4 separate regions of the Homo sapiens genome follow, and regions 1, 3 and 4 are each linked to region 2. Evidence: read pairs that join two places in POLR2A ChIA-PET (ENCODE). Cell type or tissue: MCF 10A. All regions are shown on one strand. Links, peaks and the distances in the headings refer to the core of each region. The heading gives the core; the rest is flanking DNA.

Region 1 (5,770 bases), core at 537-4,536, 86 kb after region 2:
TATTAAAGGCTATCGTGGTCCTCTTTATTTATTATCCTCTCAGTTTCTGCTAAACTCACAAACTTGAATATAAAATGTCCTGCATTATTTAATCTGCTAGCTATTGTTTATCCCCTCTCTTAAGAAGCCAGGGCTGGCAGACTCAGCTTCTATTACAATGGCTGTAAAGTGTCTGTGGCATCTGTGACAAGGATCATCCTGGCAGGGCAGGGGTCTGCTGCTCTGTGCTCTTCTGCTGCAGGCTGGCAACTTGGGGTAGTGGGCACAGATGCTCCCCAAGCTCTCCCTTCTACCTCCCAACTGCTCCTGCCAAGCCTTAGATCACCTTTACAGAACAGAGGGTAACTCAATGACAGCATCTCACACAAGCTAATCTTTCCTCTGAGGCAGCTGACAAAAGCTGCTGAGAACAGGAGAGTGATTCTGGGTTCCCTCTCTGAAGGTCTTTGCTGATTTCAAGGTCAGGTAGGTAATGCACATGGTATCTTAATTACAGCAGATGCCACATTGTCTGGAATGAAATAGAAAACAGGGATGAAGATAATTCACATGCCTCATCTGGTCCTGATACTTTCCCTACATTATCACATTTTATCCCTCTCACATCTTATGAGAAAAGAAACATTATTTTCCCTCTCCTTATAGGTGAAAAAAATGAAAGCATAGGGATATAAAAGAACCTGCAGGCAGGCATTCTGATAAGCAGTGATTAGTAAGTGCAGAACTTGGGGGGCTAAGCCAGGCCTGCCTAACTTCAGAGCCCAGGGCTTTTCCCTCCACTGATTCTTGCCTTGGAGTTTTCCAGGCCCACTTGGGACCCCAGAATTCTGTGCCTCCCCTACCTGTACTTACATTACTACATTACTTCCAAGTCCTTGCCTGAATGGCAGAACCCAAGGGCTCACCCATAAAGTTACTTCTCTGTCTCTCCCACAGACTGCAGGTCAGTTGGGAGATTTTCATTCTTATCACGCACATCAATTTTTGTCAGTGGTAGGATTAATTTAGCCCATTAAGTACTTTCCCATTAGGCCTGTGGCTCAACTGAGGTGTCAAAATTTGATGTCTTATATTTTATGAATTACACTGATATTCTACTTCTTTGATTCCTTTTCATAGTCTGTGTTATGACCATCTGGACACCTCCTTCTTTTGGAGTTTTGGGATAGCAACAAAGCAAGTACAGAATACTGAACAGATCAATATAGTTAAGCGCATTACCATAATCCACAGACATTAAAACGTCAATACCTCATTCCCCTGACAAAGCTTATATCAACAGAAGGCCCCATGGCACAAGAGATAGATTCATTAGGCTTTCACCTCTGGGAATGGGTTTCAACAAGCTTAGGTCACTTACAAAGATGAGTTTCATGGTCTTAACTTTGCCAAACTTCGTTTATTAGTATTTGGGCTCCAATTATAATCCAATCAAGCCAATAACTTTTCCTTACGAAAGGGACATTCTCCACATGCATCCCATCAAATGCATAATGTCAACATGAGAATTTATTTGAGCTGTGTGTGACCAGTCTCCTGTTCTACTAAAAATACTTGCAAACATTTAGACTGAGAAGCTTTGCATATAACCACATCAGTATGTTAATCCAAGACATGACGAATCATCATTATTTTATTTTTTTTAGAAACAGGGTCTTGTTCTGTTGCTCAGACTGGAGTCCAGTGGCACAATCTTAGCTCACTGCAGCCTCAAACTCCCGGGCTCAAGCAATCCTCTTGGTTCAGCCTACCAAATAGCTGGGACTACAGGCACAAGACACCATACCTGGCTAATTTTTAATAATTTTTTTAGAGATGGAGTCTCACTACGTTGCCTTGATCTTGAATTCCTGGCCTCGAGCCATCCTCCTGCCTCAGCCTCCCAAAGCACTGAGATTACAGCCACCACACCTGGCCTCTTGAAGAATTTTAAAACTCAGTGAGTATTTCTTGGGCACCTACTGTGTGCCTGGCACTGTTCAGGACACTGGAGACATAGTGGTGTGCACAAAAGACTAGGAGTTTATATTGTAGCTGAGGAGACAGATAAGGAAACATGTACATGAAGTCATCTCACGTAACTAACTATAGATGCTGGGAAGAAAACAGACATGATAATGTGATGTGGGGACACACGAGGTAGGGTGGTGAGAGAAGTTTCTGAGGAGTTGGATCCACTGTGTAAAGAAAGTGGCCATGCAGGAAGTTAAGGGAAAGGTGCCCTAGATATAAAGAATAGCAAGTGTGATTGCCTTGAGGTGAGAATGAGTTTGTTTATATAAGGAATAGAAATCAGGCCATGGGGGCCTTAAAGTCAGAGAGGTTGGCAGGAACCAGATCATGCAGAGCCTTCCTGGCTGTGGTAAGAGACTTGGGGAGTCACTGGAGGGTTTAAATGAGAGAAGTGACATTACTATTATTGTTATTTTATTTTATTTTAAATTTTACTACTTACCATTATCATTAATTATGACTCATTTTTTAAAAGTAAAAATTGTTCATGCTATGGCAGGGATTCTCAACAGGGGGTGATTTTTGCCTCCTGGGGACATTTGTCCATGCCTGGAGACAGCTTCAGTTGTCACACTGGGGAGTGCTACTGACATCTAGTGGGCAAAGGCCAAAGATGCTGCTAAACAGCCTACCATGTCTGGACTACCCCCTACAACAAAGAAATAGGCAGCCTAAACTGTCCGTCGTGACGTGCTTGAGAAACCCTGAGCTATGGCAGGGAGAATGGAGAACTGGAGAAGGGGAAAGAGTGGAAGCAGGAGGCTGGAGCAGAAACTCAGAAGAAATGTTGGTTATTTGGACTGGAACGGTAGCAGCAGGGCTGGAGAGAGTGACTCAGGATACATTTTGGAGATAAAGCTGATAGGACCTGTCAGTCAGTTAGCTGTGGAAAGTAAAGGAAAAGGAGTCAAGGGTTACTCTCATATTTTCAGTCGGAGCAACTGGGTAGACAGTAAGGTCATTTACCAAGATGGGGCACAATATGCGAGGAATAGGTTGAGAGGGGAAGATCAAGAATATTGTTTTGGACACATTAAATATGAACTCTGTTAAACTTCCCTGTGGAGATATCAAATAAGGGCTGAATATATGGTTCTGAAACTAAGGGTAAGGGCCAGTTATCAGCAGGTAGATTAGGGGACAAAGTGAGGAAGAAGATCCAGTGGTGGGGACCAGGAGAGGGAGGTTAGGAAACCAGGAAACTACAGTGCCCTGGAAGCCATGGGGGAAAGGATTTGAAGAATGGTGCTGTTATCTGTGTTGAATGTTTCTGAGGAGCCAGTGAGGTAAGAGCAAAAAATAACCCCAGAATTTGGGTGTCCTGGCTGGCTTTCGTCAAGGCAGTCATGACACAGACTATCACAGCTTTGTTGGAGTGGACAGGATTGAGTTCTGATTGAAGTGGGCTTCAGAGAGCAAGGGGGTGTAGGAAATGTAATCAAAGAATATTACTTCTTTCAGTAAATATTGATGAAAAGAGAATCAGAGAAATAAGGCAGTAACAGAATTCCAATTATAGAACAACACAAAAAGTGTTATTTTAAAAAACAGGGTTCTTTTTTTGTAAGTCCCAATTTGTGACATTTACTTATGAAATTAACCAATAGAATTTAAATGAATATTTTCGTGGTGTTGCAGGTGTTGGTAAATAACACATGCATTTCATTCAAATTAGAACTCTGTTTTATAAATGAAATTCCAATAAAATTTTCTAGAACCACTGAAAAACCACTAAAACTTTAGAATGGTAATTTTTGGAAGAATGCATTTGGAAAACCACTATACAAAATTAGCTTTAACAGCAAAATTTCATACATCAATCAGTCAGTAGGGTAATAAACTTATACTCACAATAGGCCTTTCTCTTGGCCCTGAAATTATAGCAAGATTTCAATCCTGTTTTTTTTTTTTAATCCTGTTTTGTTTGTTTGTTTGTTTGTTTGTTTGTTTGTTTTGGAGATGGAGTTTCACTCTTGTTGCCCAGGCTGGAGTGCAATCTTGGCTCACTGCAACCTCTGCCTCCCAGATTCAAGCAATTCTCTTGCCTCAGCCTCCTGAGTAGCTGGGATTACAGGCATGTGCCATCACACCCGGCTAATTTTTGTGTTTTTAGTAGAGACGGGGTTTCTCCATGTTGGTCAGTCTGGTCTGGAACCCTTGACCTCAGGTGATCCGCCCACCTTGGCCTCCCAAAGTGCTGGGATTACAGGCATGAGCCACTGCGCCCAGCCAAGATTTTAATCCTGTTGCTGTCACTTCTTAGCTGTTTGACCTTGAGCAAGTTACTTAACCTCTTGACATGAAAGATTCTCCATTTATAAACCAGTCAAGGTGAGTGTGAAGACTAAATGAAATAATATATGCAAACATGTGTCCGGCATGGGGTCCACATTCTCCTTCTTTCTGGCACCTCCACTTTAGCACTCTCTGACCAAAGTTAGCCTTGCAATGACTCTGTGGAACATGACATACAGCAAAGTTGATCATCATGGGAGGCTCTGGCTCTGGTTTTGTCCTCAGCTCACCTGTGATATCTTTGTACCTCATCTAGCACACATCCAGACCCAGAATGGGCTTTGCAAACAACGGATGCCTATTACCTTGAAGCATCTAAATGATGTAAAACCAAGGAAAGATTTGTTTTTGTGGTTTTTGGATTTTGGTGTATGAGATATTATAGAAAACTAAATATGTAAGCTGTGACAACTTCAATGAGAGAATGCCAGCAAATTTTTAGATTAGGGTTTAGACACAGCCAGGACCATAAAATAGTTACTTTTCCCCAATCTTTCAATCACAAATAGAAGGTTTTTCAAAGGAAGGAAGGTAAAAAAGACCAATAATAATAATAATAATAATAATAATAATAACTCTTGGATTATTTACACTAGTAGAAGTGAAAAAAGTACTTTCAAATTAAAAAAATTTCACTGACCTAATATTGAGATTGTTGAAGAGAAAAGAACTTATTTGTTGATTTGTATTCTCTTTTCAGTAATGGGGACTGCTAAAAGAAATCCATACAGGAGACAAGGAAATTATATTAATGAAATCTTTGTATAATTTAAGCTAAGCAATCATCTCCAGTACACCAAACCACAGGCTTCCTGTACTCATCAGTCCAGACGAATGACATATTCACAAATGTATCATTAGAGTTAGCAAGAGGTTTCTTGTTTTGTTCTTTATTTTTAGACATTGCTAGGGAATATTTATTTCTGTGCAATTCCTAAATTCTGTTAAGTCTTCAACTGATTTAAATGAACAAAAGACATCACTAAGTCATAGCCTAGAATTGGAAGGAAGCTTAAAAAAGCCAGAGGCCCAACTACTCCTCAGCAATGTTCATAACCACTGGTCATCCAGGCCTCCAATTCAACTCTCTAGAGATTTAGAAGTGACTGTTGAACTAGGCAGCCCATGCTGATTCCAGTCTACTCAGATGTCTATAAATTCCATCCTTTAAAGCCACACAGAAACAGGCTAACGCCTTTTTCCAGGCAGGCATTTCCTGTAACGCAACTCAACTCCTCCTAGTAGAGAGTGATGGCTATAGGAGGGAGGGGATGATTAGGAAGCGGTTGCTGTGGGTAGGTCACCAGGCACTGCAGGGCTCTTGCTTCTTGTGAGAGGAGTATTGGTGAGTGAGAGTGGACAATGCTCTCTGTTGACACTGACCATGTTTCAAGATGTAGTTTGAGCCTTACAGACAGACTGAAGGATGTATGCAATTTCAGTCCCAATTATAGCTGTCAAC
Region 2 (5,770 bases), core at 580-4,579:
GATTATAAAGAAGCCAAGGCATTCTTTATAAATCCTTTTCCTTGCAGAGTAAGTCTGAGCTTTTGCTGCCTATTTAATAATGATAATCAATGCCCACATTTAGAAACATCTCTTTAGTCCTTAGTCCATCATCAATGGTATGAAATACACAGAAATTACTTTCCTGATTCATAGATTGCATTTAGTCACTAATAATCTTTTGCTTCATCTCTTCTTCCTCAACTCTGGGGGAATGACTCAAAAGGTCCAAAGGGGTCTATGGGCCAGTGTTTCACTTCCTTCTAAACAAATGCCAGCTGGGCTTCTGCTTCTTCACAGGCTTTTGTCAAAGAATGTATCATATGCACTACTGGTTCCTAATAAAAACGAATATATAGTGAGCACTTATTTTATGCTCAGATATATAACAACTGCTTTTACACACACCATCTCATTTAAGTCTTATAAAAAACCTGTGGGGTTGGCACTGGTATTATCCTTATTTACAGATGTAAAAAATGAGGCAGATAGAGGTCAAATCCATGATTCACAGTCTCACAGCTTTTTAGTGTAGGTATCGTAATTTGAATCCAGGTAATCGAATGCAATGGCCACATTCCTTAACCATTATCTATGCTGCCTTGCCAGCTAGGTCTGTTAATTCAGAAGGAGAAGAGTGATTGTGAACATAAGGATGACCAACATCCATGCAAAATGACAAAACAGTAGAGAAGATCAGATCTTTTAAAGTAAAAAATAACTTGCGTGATAGACAAACCCAAGTTTGAAAACTTGCTCCACAACTTTCCAGCTACATGACCTTGAGGAAATTACTTAACTAAGTCTTAGTAATCTAGTTTTAAAACAAGGGCAATGACAGCACCAAGTTCACAAGGTGGTTGTGAGGATTAAATGGCATAATGCATGTAAAATGTCTATCAAGGTGGCTGGCATTTAATAAACACTGTATAAGTGTTGCTTACTGTTATTACTATTTTCAGTATTTTATTCTTCTTGGGCTTCTCAGCTTCAGACACCCTTTTTCTTTCTGTCTTTGTGGTCCAAGTACAGAGCTGTGTTGAACTAGGGTTGAATCTTACAAGCTCCAGGCAACCAGATCTTCACTTTCTTCCTGCAATTCTATTTGCCACCCACTATATCACTACTGATTTAGTGCCAGATTATAGATTTTCATCCACACATTTTAATTTAGAACCTTCCCTTTTATCTGGTTTTCAAGCATATTGTGTTAAAATTCCCAAATGATACCTTCAGAGTTTGCTACAAAGTCCTTATGATAGCTTTTAGAAAACTTAGTTGTTCTTAGGGGAACAATCATTGCTTTCCATTTCGTTACTGAATAGAAAATCTAGAAGAACAATATCAACTTTCAAATGAAATTATATGCCTGGAAGGGGAGTATAGATACAAAAAAAGGAGAGCACCTCATTATCACTCTTTCAAGCTGCTGGAGTGAAACTTGAGTCATTGCAAATTCCAACATCAAAAACTCTCTTGGATATACTAAAGAACATCATTATGCACATAGCGATAAAATGAGGACGTTATTAGAGGGAGCCACTACGAATAAAAGATTGCGAAATCAGATTTCTAAAATGAATAATACAATAAGCTCGTTAATAAGTATTGCGAAATAGCTCTAAAATTTCCAGCTGAAAGTGAATTCCTTGGGGTTTTTCACCAGCCAGGGGCATCAACTTTTTTTTTTTTCTTCTTAAATTACCCATACCTCTTTGCTGGCCCATGCGAGAATTTTCTATCTATAACTGTCTAAACACAAAGCAACATTTGATTTCGGTATTCATATTTATCAGAGTACTCTTCAAAATAAGTGAAATTAGGCTTCTTTTTAAGCTGGGGAACCTGCAAACGGCTTTTGAATGAAGAATAAGCATATGAAGAAGTCATGCTTCACCATTTTGCTGTAATCTTCTAAACTGCCTTCATGACGTAGAAACTTCTAATTGCAGAACATTTAAGAATTATTGCATGTCACCTCAATAAACCTAATCATTGAAGTTTCTTTTTTAGCTGATAGTAGTACATTTGGAAATACACATACCCGTCAGTTCATTTTCTCTGGCCATTTCCGTTTACCTCATACAGGCGTTTCAAGTGCGATCTGTCGCAGTCACATTCAGAGATTTTGGCCCTAAGAACTGCTCATGTTTAATGTTTGTAGTTCCAACGGTTTAACTTTTTTTCTCTCTCTCTTTTTTTTTTGGTGTGTAATTATAAATGTCTGAATTAATTAGTTGAGTAGGCTACAGGGTAGATAATAGAGCTAGTGTTAGATCCTTTTTAAAGGTTTTTAGGTCTCTATGAAGGGGGGGCGGGGAAAGGCAGGCGGGGAGTCCCCACACCCCACACTCTGCCCAAAGGTTAGGAAATTGCGGTCAGGGGTTCCTTGCCTTGGCTTCCACCACCTGAAGGCGTCTACAGCAATAATTAGAATCGAAACCAAGGAAACAAGAAATAGCTGAAAATAAAACACGAACTAAGAAATGGTAGTTTATTTTCTTTTTGCCATGCAGCAAAGGAGGGTCGAATGTAAAGCTGATACAGTTGCTGGCTGAGCTTTTCCCGCGGCAGCCAGTGCGTGCTTCCTCCACTTCTTCGAGACTTCTCCGTGCTCCTGCCCCACCTCCCAGGCTGAAGATTCATGCAGGCCCTGCGCTTAGCCCAGACTCTGGCCAGGCCCGGCCCAGCCCGAAGGTGGGCGGCTCCCGGCGCAGGGCGGCCCAGCCCCAACCACTGAGAGGAGGACCCTCCGGCGTCCTAGAGTGGCCGCAGGCCGCGGCGTCGGGTTGGAAAACCAGGAGAGCATGGAGCTTTTTCGCTGGTCCGGCGCGGTCTCTTGCGTTCCTGTGGCGGGCACCTGACTCCCCATGCCCGAGTACTGTCCTCAGGCGGAACGGCGTCTGCAGCGAGGAGCGGGGTTCCAGCAGGCTCGGCTGACGCGGTCCCTGGCATTTCCCGTGCTGGCCCTGGGTCGCCCTCGATGCTGCTTCCCGCTGGGAGCCTCCTTCTGACGGCGGAAAGGAGCTTCACCTGGGGCGGCCGGCGGGGAACGGAGAAGAATCCACCGGGGAAGTGGACGGGGCTGGCTCCCGGGCCTGGCGCTGCGGCTCTCGGGCCGTCAGACCTCCCGCGGGTTGCGTCACTTTCCTCGGTTTTCTAGACAGCAGTTGTGGGGTTGAATCCTTGCCGTGGTTTTGTAAGAATTAAATGAGATAATGAACGCGAACACCAATCATTGCTCTTTGTTGGGTGCTTCCTGTGGGCCTGGCAATATTAACAACACGAGCTCATTCATGCATTCATTTGCTACTCAGTGACTTTCCTGTCAATACTGCAAGGTGCTGGAGATGAGCCCCCACTCTTTGGTCAGTAAAACTGCCAAGATCACCGACCTTGTGAAGACATTTGAGGATGAGAGGTTGGTTGGAGCCTGGACGTGGAGACAGACTCTAAATAGTTAACTACAAGACACATGTAATTACAACTTTGAGAGCTTATAGCGGGAGGCCCTTTTGGGAAGGGGGTGGAGATGGAGAAGAGGAAGAAAGAAAGGGCTTCCCTGAGGAAGTAATATTGCAGCTGTGACCTGACAGATGAGGCCGAACCAGCTAGACTCGTGTTTCAGGCCTCGGGAATAGCATAAGGACTCCAGCTGGCTCCTTCCGGGTTGAGTCCTTATGCTGAAATTGGTATTTGGCACACACCAGTAGTAGAACGCCACTCAATGCCTTATTCTCTTCCCCTTCTCTCAGCTCTGTCCCCTCCACATAGTAGGACAATGAAACTGGTAACTATTTTTGGTCCGAATAGTCCTTCCATTATTATCTGTTATAGTCCACCATGCAGGTTCTTCCTAACTCCTTTTGATCAAAATAGATATTTTTGAAAATGTGAAGAAAGCAGTATCGTATCTTGTATGGTTTCTCATTGCCTTCTAAGTCAGATATAAACAACGAACTTGCTTGAAATGTTCTCTATCAGACCAAGGACCCATATTTAATTCCAACTTACACTCTGCTACACCCTTTCGCTAAATTCTTTAGTTGATGTTAACTGCATTTGGAACCCTGTATTCAGCGTTGAATTGCACATTCTGAAGCAATTGTGTTCTTACTCAGCACGCTCATTTCTGTATCCCAAGTATCTCCCTGCCTCCAGAACATGTTTACTCTTTAACCACTTCCTGATAATACAGTAGGCTACCATTACTCTAAATAGTTGCAGTTATTGAATATAGGCACATTTTTAAATTATAAGAATCCTATCCCAATCCAAGGTACAATTTGCTGATCGCATACTGATTCATTTTCCTCCCACTCTGGGTCCTTTCATCTGCTGTTCTCCCAGTCCAGATGCCAGCCAGGCATTTGAGAACCATCTGATGGTAACAGGATGGAGGCTGACTCAACTTCACTCCACCACCTGCCTTCCTGCCTTCAGGGAGATTTTGTACATAGCTTATCCTTTAAGTTCTTCTGCTTGTTACTGCTCACAGCACTGTGATTCTACTTTAGGCACCTTCTGTACATTCATATTCATTACTTTTTTTCTCCTCTTTCCTGTTTATGGTTAGAAAGGTGCTTCACCAATCTATTTTAGAACCAAAGAAGAGATCAAATTATAATAACATGAGCATAGTATTATGCTATAGGATACTAGTAAGAAACTCAGTTCCTCCTCTTTGTTCCCATAATATTTTGTGAATATGTCTATGATAGTATTTAATACATTGCATTATGACTTGTTGTTTGTGTCATTCTCCACTTATTAATTAGACTTCTTTGAGGATAGAGATTGAGTTTTTAAATTTGTTTCTTCATTTGTTCTTTTACTTAGCTCAATGCCTGGCAAAAAAACAAATCATTGTTAAATCAGTTTTTAGGTGAAATAGGGATAAGTGGGAGGCTAACTTATCCAGTCTTTGAAAATGCCTAGCGATCCCCTTCAGAATCCTCACACATCATCATCAATCTTCTTACCCTGTAAATAAATATACTTTTCTCACACATTAAAGATATTTGTAAAATAAATTTATTCAGTTTTTTTTTCTATTGCAGTGATATGTGTGTGTATATATGTATATAGTTGTATTTAAACTAAACAGGAGAAAAGGAGCAAGCCTGTGAAGTATTATTTCCGCATTTACCAGCAAGACAATTATCTCAGAAGATTAAAATGTGAGAGATACAACTAGTGTTCAAACCCTGCTCTTTCTGATGCCACAGTCAATGTTCTTTCTTTGGTAGAAACCAAACTGTATTTTTCTTATTGTTCAAGTAATGTAATTAACTATGGAAAAATAAGAAATTACAGATTAACAAAATAAAGCAAAAGTAAGTAAAATTCATCCATGATTTCATCATTCTGAGCTAATAATTGTTAACATTTTTGTGAATACATATACATACACACACATTACATATGCACAGTTGTTTGGGGTTTTTTACAAAAAGGGAATCACACTAATTTTAATCTTTTATAATCTACTTTTTTGCTTAACAATATGTGATAACTCCTTGATTCATTTATTCATTTATTCTAAGGTTTTTCATCCTGGGCACTGTTTACATATCGGGCCAGGTACTTCCTTGTTATGGAGGGTGATAAAAATTCTTTGCTTGACCAAACTTTATTCAGGCTCCTGAACCTTCTCCTAGGCCTGTCTGTATACTTTCTTGTAAAATCAGATTTAGCAACAAACTGTTGAGTCAGTTTAGCAACTGCCCCCCATCACCCGCATCCTTGATAT
Region 3 (5,770 bases), core at 758-4,757, 72 kb after region 2:
CTTTATTGAGATACCTTGTATAAGAGGTATCTCAAAATTAGATTTACAAGCAAACCAGAATCCCACTTAGCAACAGATTTCAACTAGGGTTGGAAATGGAGGAGAGTCCTATGGTATGGAGGAGAGTCCTGTGAGGAGTGAAGTGAGAAATTCAAGAAGGACAGAAAGATTAAATCCTTCTCCAGCTTCAAACTCCTCTCTTGCAAATTAGGCAAGTTAAACACAATTAGGCAAGTTAAACACAAAATATTGCTTTTGCACCATACGTATTTTACTTAATCTTTACAACCGTATGAAGTGGTATGGTCACTTAGCCTTTTTTTAGAAGAGGAAATCAAGGTTTCGAAAAGCTAATAACATGACCACAATCACACAGTGACTCTGCTCCAGAGGAAAGGTCTTAGCCCAGGTCTGGGATGACTTCCTTCACAAGAGCCACCATAATGAATGTGACAATAATGGTGTTGTGGGTGGGGGGTCATGGGGGATGATAATTCACAGAGGAACTATTTTGACAAGTAACTAGAGAATGGAGAATGGAAAGACTTATGCAGACTGGCTAACAAACTCAGAGGATTAGAATATGCATGAGGAATAAAAAGTAAGAAAACGGAAGGAAGAAAAGAAAACTTTCAATTGTTAGGGGAGAGGTCAAGAACGAATCAGTCAGTTATACAAAGAAGTGGTCCAGTACTCTTTCCTTATTTCTGTTATCATCCATAGTGGCCACCTGGGCAAAGCCCACATCCTCGATTTCTCTTTAGTACCTGTAGGGACCCCACATACAATCGCTGGGTGTGAACAGAGAAACCATCCAGACAAGCCACTCTCTGCTCCAGTGGCTCTTGCCCTCATCCTGGCTTTCTGCCTCCTGGAATTACCTTGGTGTTTACTGCTATTATCCTTTTGGATCTGGCTCTGCTTCTGGATTTTATTCCAACTTCATTTCCCAGCTGACTGATGAAAATCTCTACCGAGAGCACCACCTATCCTCAAACTCAGCACTTCCAAGCTAAACCGCTTCACCCCCAGACAACTCCTCCTGACTCTCCCATTTCTCCTGTTAACCGGACTTGAAAACAACAATCATATTTGGTGCCTCATTTTCTCTTCCACAGAATTCAGCCAATAACCAAGTTGATACAAACTTCTAAAATGTCTCCTTAATCCATTGCCCTTCAAATATCAAGGCCACAATTCTAGTTCAGACCCTTATTTTCTTTTCCTTTTTTCTTTTTCTTTTCTTTTCTTTTTTTTTTTTTTTGAGACAGAGTCTCACTCTGTCACCCAGGCTGGAATGCAGTGGTGTGATCATGGCTCACTGCAGCCTCAGCTTCCTGGGCTCCAGTGATCCTCCCACCTCAGTCTCCTGAGTAGCTGGGACTACAGGCTTAGGCTACCAGGCCTAGCTAATTTTTGTACTTTTGGTAGAGATGGAGTTTTGCCATGTTGCCCATGCTGGTCTTGAACTCTTGAGCTTAAGCGATCCACCTGCCTCAGCCTCCCAAAGTGCTAGAATTTCAGGCATGAGCCACCGCACCAGGCTGAGACTCTTATTTTCTTTTTAAAACATTATTACTGAATCATCTTTTCTGTCGCAGGCACTTTCAGTCCCTCTCAACTCTTATCTGTTCTCTACCTTGGGACCAGATCATTCTGGAACTACTCTAATCATGCTGCTTCTTTGCCTAAAATTTTTCAGTGGCTCAAGTGCATTTTCTTCAGATTGGTTTCAGAGCCTGGTGGGGACACCTGGTGTTTTTTCTACCCAACAGGCAGTTATTTATTTGGTAGGGCTTTAAGTTTCTTTACAGGTACCCATTCCTTCATCCCAGTTTGTCTGGCAATGATCCTTCTTCTTGGCTCTAGGAGTGAACACATGACGAATCCTCCTAGACCCAATAATTGGGTCAGGGACAGGCATAAATTAGTTAAGTCAGATAAATGAATCTCTATTCTGAGGCTTTTGTCTGAGCAGTTGAGAAAGAGCAGCTCATTTTCTGTTGAGGCTGCTAGAAGTCACTATGGTAAAAGACAAAAGTAGCTAGGATTACCAACTATAACACAAAGCCAACAGAAAAAAAAGAGGTAAAGTTTATTGAGCAAAGTGAGACTCCCTGGATCCAGCTATGAGTGAAGCCAGAGCACCTCCTTGACTTTGTGCTTTTTGTTTTTGTTTAGAGACAGGATCCTCGCTATATTGCCCAGGCTAGTCTTGAACTCCTGAGCTCAAAGGATCCTCCCGTCTCAGCCTCCTGAGTAGCTGCGATTACAGTCGCATGCCACCAACCCAGCGTTCTTGACTTTCCAGTTAAATAGGCCAATACCTGCCTTTCTGAGCTTAGTTCGATTTTAGTTATGTTGCAGTCACCTTTAGCCTAAAGAATCCTATAGCTTTCTTCTCTTTTTAAACAGCTCTTTCAATCCCTCTGTCATTTGCTAAACCATTCACTCTTGTCTCCAAGCATAATTATTTTATATATCCGTGCTTTTGCTTGTGTTGTTCTTTCTATCTGGGACACATCTGGGAGATGAAGGCATCTCCATTGGCCCAATCTTCTAAGATCTATTTTGGATGTTACTCTCACATACGATGTCTTTTCTGCCCTTCAGCCACATAAAGTCTTATCCCTATTTGAATCCCCCCATACCCTGCTGAGTCTTCTTCATCATTAAATATTTAACATCTTTCACCAGTGGTCCATATTAGATGCTCAGTAAACTAGTGTGAATTGAATCAGAGAAAAGGAAAATGAAGCTAATGCTTGTTGGATTCAGTCGACTTAAGGTTCTGAGGAAAATAACAGGAAATAGCTGATTATCCTTTCTATATCATACCTAGCTTTCATTTCTTCCAGTAGACAGGTAGACATTTTTACTGCTACTTCTTTAATCACATATGATGCTGTAAACTATAATTTTGCAGAATAAAAGCACTTTCATTTGAACCCATGGAACATAGCAGTAAGTCTGGTTATAGGAAGATATTTTATTTACTTTAACATTGGTTGCTTCTCTTTGTACATAAACTTTATTGTTTTTGTTGCTCTTATTGCTGTTTTGGTGTTGTTTTTTCCAAAGTCAATTTTGTAGATTTGTTTTACTAGCAATTTCAGTATTTCCGAGGCTGCTATATATTGCTTTCTTCTTTGGAATATTGCAAAATTCTTTGAGTCTTGTTCAAGTTTTAATGTGACATTATTTGAAAGGAATGTTTAGTTGTATTCAGTGTTTACGTAACACCTGCCGGTTTATTCTCTGAGTAATTTACAGCTCCTCTAGGGAATAGGAAAGTAACCACAAGGTAATCTGGCAGAAGAGGGGTTCTTTCTATAAATGCCAACCTGAGTGGTTAAACATGAAAAATTCGATCAAACAACTTGAGCTCTTGTCTATGTGATGCCAAAGACACACTTTTTACCCCCGAGTTAAAATAGTTACTTTGATATCACATAAACACAACTCATGGAATCAACATTGAATTTAAAAGGCATTGTAGGACTGAGATCCAGACCCTTTCCCCCTTGCTGCCACAGGCTGCATATACTTGAAGGGCTGCTTTATAGTGCAGCAGAAAAAAAATCTAGGAGTTTATGTTTGTCTTAGTAAGTGGCTTAGAAAAGGAACTAGAGATAGTTTATGCTTTTTCCCATATTCAGCTCAAATACCATTGAGAATTTTTTTTTCCAGATCTGAAGGGTGGGGGAACTTGTAGGTTTGGATTTTATATGTACATGTATGTGAGTTTCTGAATCAAGGTATTTCTGTTTCCACATGCTTTTTTAGCTGGCTTTATAAGTAATACTTACACTGTTTCTACCTGATTTTTCAAGTAATACATATTCACTTACAAAAAAAAAAAAAGACTACAAGCCGGCTACGTTGGCTCATGCCTGTAATCCCAGCACTTTGGGAGGCCAAGGCAGGAGGATTGCTTGAAGCCAGGAGTTTGAGACCAGCCCGGGTAACAAAGGAAGACCCTACCCCCAACCTGTCTCTACAAAAAAAAAAATTAATTAGTTAAAAATATGCATGTTGTAGCATCTATCAGTACTTCATTTCTTTTAAAAAAGACTACAATAAAATATTATTTTATAGCCACTTTATTAATTAAATTAAGAGATTTGGCATTCCAAGTACTGGAGAGGATATAAATCAACAGCATCTTTTATATGTCAAGAGTTTAATTGGTTTAACTACACTGAAAAATAATTTGGTATTATGTTGAAGAGTTGAGAATTCATAAACCTATGGCACAACAATTGTACTCCTTAGACTATGCCCAAAGGAACACGTACCAGGAATTATATACAAGAATGTTTACAGCAACCCTGTAACAGCAATAAGTAAACCAACCAACCAACAAAAACTGGAAACAATCGAAATGCCCAGCGACTAGGAAATGTATAAATTAACCATTGAATAATTAAGCATCAGTGAAAATGAGTGAGTTATAACTACATGCAACAGGCTGTATTAATCCAAGTAACATACTGCTGAATAAGAAAAGCAAGTCTCAGAAGACTGCATACAACATGATGTCCTTTAGTAAAGTTCAAAAGCAATGTGTACTAAACAACATTTCATTTCAGCATACACACATATAATAAAAAAGAAAAGTAAGAGAATGATAAACCCCAATTTAGGAAAATGATTATTTATGGCAGGAAAGCAAAAGCATGCAATAGGGAAGAGTATATGGGAGGGTTGAATCATTGTTATTGTTCTAATTATTGGATTATGTGGTAATTTGTGGGTGTTTGTTATGTTACCAAGAAATAAAATGAGACCATGCTATGAATGGGCCAAGGATGGTAGCATGCCATTAACCAAGAATGAAGATGAATCCAATTCTGTGTACCTGAAGTCCAGAGTTTAAAAATAAAGGACAGTAATTGTATACAAGCATAATAAGAAAAATCCATATTACCTGAAAGTACTTTTCTCAGTTTTAGGTAAACAGGAACCAGCTTCCTTATCTCTTCTTGGACTGCCATTCTTAGTAGGACTTCCACTCTCAGGAAGGCTAAAGCCAAAGGCGCATGCTGACCGAGGCTATGCTCTTTTAAAAGGATCCTCAAAGTCCCATTTAGCTTCTATGAGGCTTTTTAAAATCTCTGCCTTTATTAATCCTGCTGGTTCCCACCAACTTCTCTCTATTCCCTTCTCTCTTTCACATTGCTTCTGTTTATTATCTCTCATTGCTTCTGATTATTCATGACCTCAGTATCTTACCTTCTCTGTTATTTGGCTTTGTTCCCAAAACAAATGATTCATTCCAATGCCTTACATTGAGAACTCCTTGGGAGAGATCTATTTGGGAAAAGCTCATATATCAACAACCTAAAATGTCTCTAACCAGTAGATCGATTGCCTGCCCTGATTCATTCACTTGGGACCACAGGTAACAGCAAGGCAACTTTTGGGAAAATCTCATTTGAGAAGGGCTGTGGGCATGCTGGACATTCCCAAACGTGGCCCATCCAGGACAAGCCAGCTCATAATGTACAGCAACATAGGCAGGAAGAGCATAAAGTGATTAGGAAGAGGGAGGATTTCTATCTCCTTATGGTTTCAGGGAACATTAGCAACTCATTTTAGACTAATGTGTAAAGGATTCTTGGAGGAGGTTTTTTTGTGTTTTGTTTTTTAAAGGAAAAGGAAGGAATTTCACATTGACTTGGGAAAGCCTTAAACAAAGAATTGAGGAGAAAGGAATGAGCCTGCAATGAACGGAAGTGGGTTGAAATATTAGGATGTCTGACATGGT
Region 4 (5,770 bases), core at 1,012-5,011, 140 kb before region 2:
ATGCCCTACAAGATCCAAGACAATCACTTTTCCACATAAAGAATTACCATTCTTCAATTGAGATATCCTATTTATATTCTAAAAGCTAAATATGTTCTGATTTTAAACTTTAAAAAATGTACTTGAAATCATAAGGCCTGAGACTAGATTTTGTTTTAGAATACAAGACTACACATTTTACGTAATCATGGTATTCAAATATATCTACTACTGATAGGCAATAACACCTTATAATAAAGAGACCTCATTTGAAATCAGAAAACAGAGTCAACAAAATAACTAAATAGGACCTTAATTCTTTACTGCTTTATTAAAATTAATCAAAATTTCTTCTTTTGCAGACAAGTTAATGCTTATATTATTTTAGAATAACCTGCTATCTTTAATTTGTCATACTTAGCCTACTGATGTGTTGATTCAAAACTCCATTTAAGTTTGCAATAGGTCACCATTAGATGACTCATCTGTCCATAATGACAAAAAGCACGAAACAGACACTTAAATATATTCTTCTAATGTTCAAAATTGTATGGACTTTACTTTTTCAACTAATTTGAAAAACTAAAATTACTGAGTCCCAAATTATTCAATTAAATAGTAACTAGATGAGATGAAATATTTGCATATATAATTTTAATAAATAGATGATTAAAAATAAATTAAGCACAAAAACGCTTTCAGCATTTGGCAAAGAAGGTAGATGCAAAAAAAGAGGCAGATGGGAGATAGGTGTTGGTAGGGAAGGAGAGAAATTATATTATATATAATAGATACAAAGAAAGTAACCTCAGATTTAAGCCCGAAAATAATGTAGCATAAATGCATGTGTGATGGGAAGTGCACAGCTTCAGGTGTCCAGTACTAGAAGTTACCTGAAGCTGAGAAATAGCCTTTGACCACATGGTAAGATACCATCCAAAAAATTTTCCTATAAATAGGAGATAATCCTACAAATAATTGAGTTTAACTCTCCTATGTATTTAGACCTTGATAAATATGGCTGATAGATAAATAATGAGATTACGATAAAATGCTTCGTGGTACATATTCAGATAGGTAAAGGTGATAACTTTATCAGGTACATGTCATAGTGTTAGATTTCCATAACAGAGGGGATAAGTTATCTGTCCAGTTTCACAAATATAATTTGCCAAATTATACACCAACTTACATATGTAGCAACATTTTATAAGAGGGCTTATATATCTGTACTTTATACAACACTGGGTATTATCCAATTATTTAATGTTTTCTAATCTGGTAAGTTAAATAGCCTATTTCTTTTTAATTTATATTTAATTGCCAAAGAAGAATATCTTTTCCAAGTACTATTGGTAATTTGTATTTCTTTTTCCAGGAACTAACTGTTCATTTGTTTCTTTCACTTCTATTAGAATAATATTACAACACGAATCTACGACTAAATTAACAATATTAATGCCTTCAGGAAAGAAAAGATGTTTAACTTTAAAGCACTACTAAGTTAAAAAAAAAAAGGAAGAAAGATTTTTCTAAGTCTTATATTACATTAAAAAAATACATACAGTTTTAATGGAATTACCTTATACTTATTTGAAAGTGCCAACAGAGATGCTGAATAACTCTCTGGGAATAAAATTCTTGAAGAAACCCCTAATCTTAAACTCATATCCTGAATACAGACACTGTTAAATGAAATGTAACTAAAGTTTATCTCAGTAAAATGTGAGCAATTAAAACTTCTACCACATTATCAAAGATTTATTACCTTCAATTTATTGCATTTTTGTTTACTGCTTCATCACTATAATTAAGAAACAATGATTTATGAGCATACCTAATTTTGGTCTCATTATACCCTAGAAAGCTATAAAACAAATTCTTCTTTGGTCACAAAATCTCTGATTTTACATAAGCTTATAACAGGTAGCTATTTTTAATTTTACCACACTATATTCCAAAATCTATATACTCACTCTTTCTGGTGTTTATTAAAACATATTAATCAATTTCAGTGTAAAGTCCTTGAAGGCATTAACCCTTACAACCTTAGATATACAGTAAATATATCAGATGAATAAATTAGTAAGTTATTTGGGAGCAATATTATAATAAAAAGAAACAGGAGTAATCTATGTCATATTCCTTCACCAGCAGCACGTGAATTGAGAAATGGAATGTCTCACTGCACAGGAATTGAGAAACTCTGCTATCCATTTTGCACCATACATTCAACTCCATTGTTTAAAGCAGAGTCTCTCAGCCTCAACACTACTGATATTTTCACCAGATAATTCTTTGTTTGGGAGGCTGTCCTGTGCACTGTAGGACGTTTAGCAGCATCTACGGCTAATGTCTTCAGATACTGTCAAATGTCCCCTGGAGTATAAAATCACCCAGGGCAAGGACTACTGGTTTAGAGATGGCTGACATTGTAAATATCAATGGTCAGAAACCTAGTCAAGTGAGACCCCTGTATAGGGCATGAAAAACTTAGGAACAGCTTCAAAAATCCCAATAAGGCTGCTAGGAAAAACTCTGTAATGCAGTGTACTCTCATGCCTCCATTGCTCTCACCAGTAGTCAGTATGCCATAATTACTAAGCCTTCATCTTGTACACATGATTTGCGGACAAATATTTGTTAGTTTCTTCAATCCTATCTAGCCAGCTTTAAAGATTCCAAAACCTGGCTGGGCACAGTGGCTCACGCCTGTAATCCCAGCACTCTGGCAGGCCGAGGTGGGTGAATCACTTGAAGTCAGGAATTTGAGATCAGCCTGGCCAGCAGGGCAAAACCCCATCTCTACAAAAAAAACACAAAAATTAGCCAGGCATGGTGGCACATGCCTGTAATCCAGCTACTCAGGAGGCTGAGGCATGAGAATCATTTGAACTGCGAGGCAGAGGTTGCAGTGAGCCGAGATCGCACCACTGCACTCCAGCCTGGGCCACAAAGTGAGACCTCATCTCAAAATTAAAATGAAATAAAATTAAAAAAACAAAAAAAAAGATTCCAAACCTCTTTCCAAGAGCCAGTCTGCATTTCCTACCTTAGCTAATTACCCGTACCACCACCATGTTACTGAACAATAGAAAGAAGATTGTTTAATTATATTAGGTGGGGACATTTGGCTGAGTCATTTGAGGTAAATTTCCAACAGGTGATATGATATAACATGTCTAACATTGAGGAGCAATGAGTGCATAATCATTTATAGCTGTGGTTCTGGCATAAAGAAAAAATACATGCAATGTTTGTTAATAAATATATTTCCTTGTGTTGCTCCCACACAAAATCAAGAGATAGGTTAAATATTTAGAAGTAGAGCACCTTATGTTTTCTAAATTCAAAAATATACTACTAATTGCTTTTAATGTTTGAAAAGAACTAAAAACACATTGTGATTTCTCAAAATTCCTTTAATATTTTACACAACAAAAACAACAAAGTGAAGAAGGAACTGATTTAACAGCCTATAACAGAAGACATCCCTGCTTCAAGAGAAAATAATTCAATTAAAAGTCAATTTTTTGTACTAAGTGCTCTGACATCAATAAGTCTCTTATCTCTAACAGTAAACAACCTAATTTCCAAAATGGTTCTTCCAATAAATTGTGAGGATGAAATGAGATTTTAATATATATATAAATTTTGAAAAGCATAAAGCATTATTCCAATGTCAAATACTAGCAACAATTGGGCAAATGAATGTAACATCACACAGAACTTTGATATTCGGAATTACCAAAAGTAGTGACGAAAATGAGTAAAATTAACATATTTCTCAAAACATGTCACTCTGACCCCAAAAATTTACTGTTCAATACTTGTAAAAATAATTGATATTTTAAATCTGAGTACAACAATAAAGCAATAATAATACTAGTATTTAAACTGTTGATATTTTGTGAATACTTACATTACTTGCAAACTTTCTGCTGTTAAGTTATTCCACATGATCTCATTTGCCTGAAGATTTTCATTTTCTTCCAGTAAGGAAGTATCAAACTCTATTTCTTGTTCTTTAGCAGCCGTTGTTCTAGTAAAGCATGGCAAATAATTTTGATCATTGTAAATACAGTATCATAATATATCTTCATATACACTAAAGGCAGAATATTTGTTTTTATCCAAAATTATGTTAACAAAGAAAACACAAATAGTATAAATCAAACTAAATCCTGGGTTTCAAAATTGTGTAACTTGAGACTTAGATTCCTTATCTGTAGAATTCAGGCATTAACCTGCTTTATTCCTGTCACAATTGTATTAAGTATAAAATAAGATGCCATGGAAAAGTATTTGGCGCATCATAAAGTGTAATATACATATAAAGTCATGGTTTTATTATATAAGCATAAAAAAAAAATTTCATGGATTAAATATGGATTTAAGCATGGATTAAATATGGATTAACAACTAACAAATTTTTACATATCAAAAACTATACATTATATAGTTATCATCATTGACAAAGAACTTTTAAAATTAAAAGCAGATAAATTAATATGAAATATTCTATGTCTTAATAAGATCTTAAGTATTTCTTATTTTTATCTGTGGTTAACTATTGTATGAATGAAAAATAATACTGTCATAAATCCTTAAAGAGGAATAAACATGTCATACCTGTGAACATCTATGAAATTATTGTATTCTGTACTAGGATCTATCTGTTCAACCGACATTTGAATCTCTTTATGGACATTCACTATTTCCTCTGTGACAAGACTGGTTATCTGGCTGTATTCATCAAATATACCTTTGCTGAAAACAAAAATAAAATTTTGCAGCATTTTAAAGTTTTATCAAGAGAGATACTATCTCAAAAAGGATTCAGAACAATAAGCATAAGAAATGTAATGTTGAAATGTACAGATGGTTGTTTCCTGTACCACCTTATTTCATACCTGGAGAGTAAAGAAGAGGGATTATATAAATGTACAGATTAGCAATTTATATTTGTTATAATACAATAATTACAAATGATATAGAATATGGCATTACCTTTTCAAAAATGTATTTGATATGTCCAAAATGCAGGGCCAGAGTTGATAACTTTCTATGTCTAAATATTCTCGTATAAATTTTGGGTTGAATAACATGGAACTCTGATCAACTCCTGACTCTTTAATGTTCCTTTCCAGTGTCTGTTACTTCCTCACATGCTCTACCTGACTGGTTCTTCCCTGCTCCTCTGGGCCTCTGCTCTTTTTTGTATACTTAGTTGAACTGGTTCTATACCTTGAATGACATCTAAATTTCTTCTCTTGACCTCCAATCAGTAGCAAAAATGTCATCAAAATTATTAGCCTGGTCTAATAAATGCAAAAGGGAAAAAACTATTCTGTCGCAGAGACCAGCTTCCTACTTAAAAATGCTATACTGTAAAAATATGCCATAGGTCACTGTCAACAGCAAGTGTAGACAGACAAGGTTATCCTGCATATGCTGAAATAAATACAAAGCATGGTTTTTCTTTTCCACCATCATTACTTATAAAAAACTAATATGTACAAAAGCTCCCTTATTGTGAAGTATTCTCTCAATTACTTTATTTTAAATAGGAAAATATCATTTGGGTAAAAAAACTGAGATTTAAATTGTTTCAGGCAATGCTAGTTTCAAATAATTAGAGAAATCAACTGGCAGACACAATTTAAAGAAAAGGGGAGGCAGAAAAATTTAATACAGATTTAGTCAGTATCTCTGGGATTATAATCTCATAAGTAAAAGTACTGAATGTTGCTAATGTAAATGAGCCTATCTAAATAACTCTTTTAAAGCA

Evidence for each region. ChIA-PET counts read pairs that join two places held together with the same protein. Peaks named below come from ENCODE experiments on the same cell type or tissue, not always from the same donor. Only the 100,000 strongest peaks of a DNase experiment are listed, where the experiment ranks them.
Region 1: POLR2A ChIA-PET joins it to region 2 with 11 read pairs; 4 of 35 experiments call an interaction of 5 or more read pairs at or near these places.
Region 3: POLR2A ChIA-PET joins it to region 2 with 21 read pairs; 3 of 35 experiments call an interaction of 5 or more read pairs at or near these places.
Region 4: POLR2A ChIA-PET joins it to region 2 with 16 read pairs; 3 of 35 experiments call an interaction of 5 or more read pairs at or near these places.

What each region holds. Positions count from the first base shown.
Region 1 is chr5:108,639,322-108,645,091 of GRCh38, reverse strand. No RefSeq gene overlaps it. Among named protein-coding and RNA genes, the nearest start is that of LINC01023, 86 kb to the left of the region's middle. RefSeq lists an enhancer at 2,470-2,764. In MCF 10A, for the core only: a CTCF peak has its summit at 2,589 (motif pointing left); a DNase peak (open chromatin) is centred at 2,601.
Region 2 is chr5:108,725,302-108,731,071 of GRCh38, reverse strand. LINC01023 (long intergenic non-protein coding RNA 1023) reads left to right here and starts at 2,811. Exons shown (of 1, transcript NR_046368.1): 1 at 2,811-3,247. RefSeq lists enhancers at 2,848-3,147, 2,987-3,568. In MCF 10A, for the core only: no CTCF peak of the experiment used is centred there; DNase peaks (open chromatin) are centred at 2,711 and 3,181.
Region 3 is chr5:108,653,753-108,659,522 of GRCh38, reverse strand. No RefSeq gene overlaps it. Among named protein-coding and RNA genes, the nearest start is that of LINC01023, 72 kb to the left of the region's middle. In MCF 10A, for the core only: no CTCF peak of the experiment used is centred there; a DNase peak (open chromatin) is centred at 3,242.
Region 4 is chr5:108,870,344-108,876,113 of GRCh38, reverse strand. FER (FER tyrosine kinase) reads right to left here. Exons shown (of 20, transcript NM_005246.4): 7 at 4,612-4,749; 8 at 3,902-4,021. Among named protein-coding and RNA genes, the nearest start is that of FER, 130 kb to the right of the region's middle. In MCF 10A, for the core only: no CTCF peak of the experiment used is centred there; a DNase peak (open chromatin) is centred at 2,723.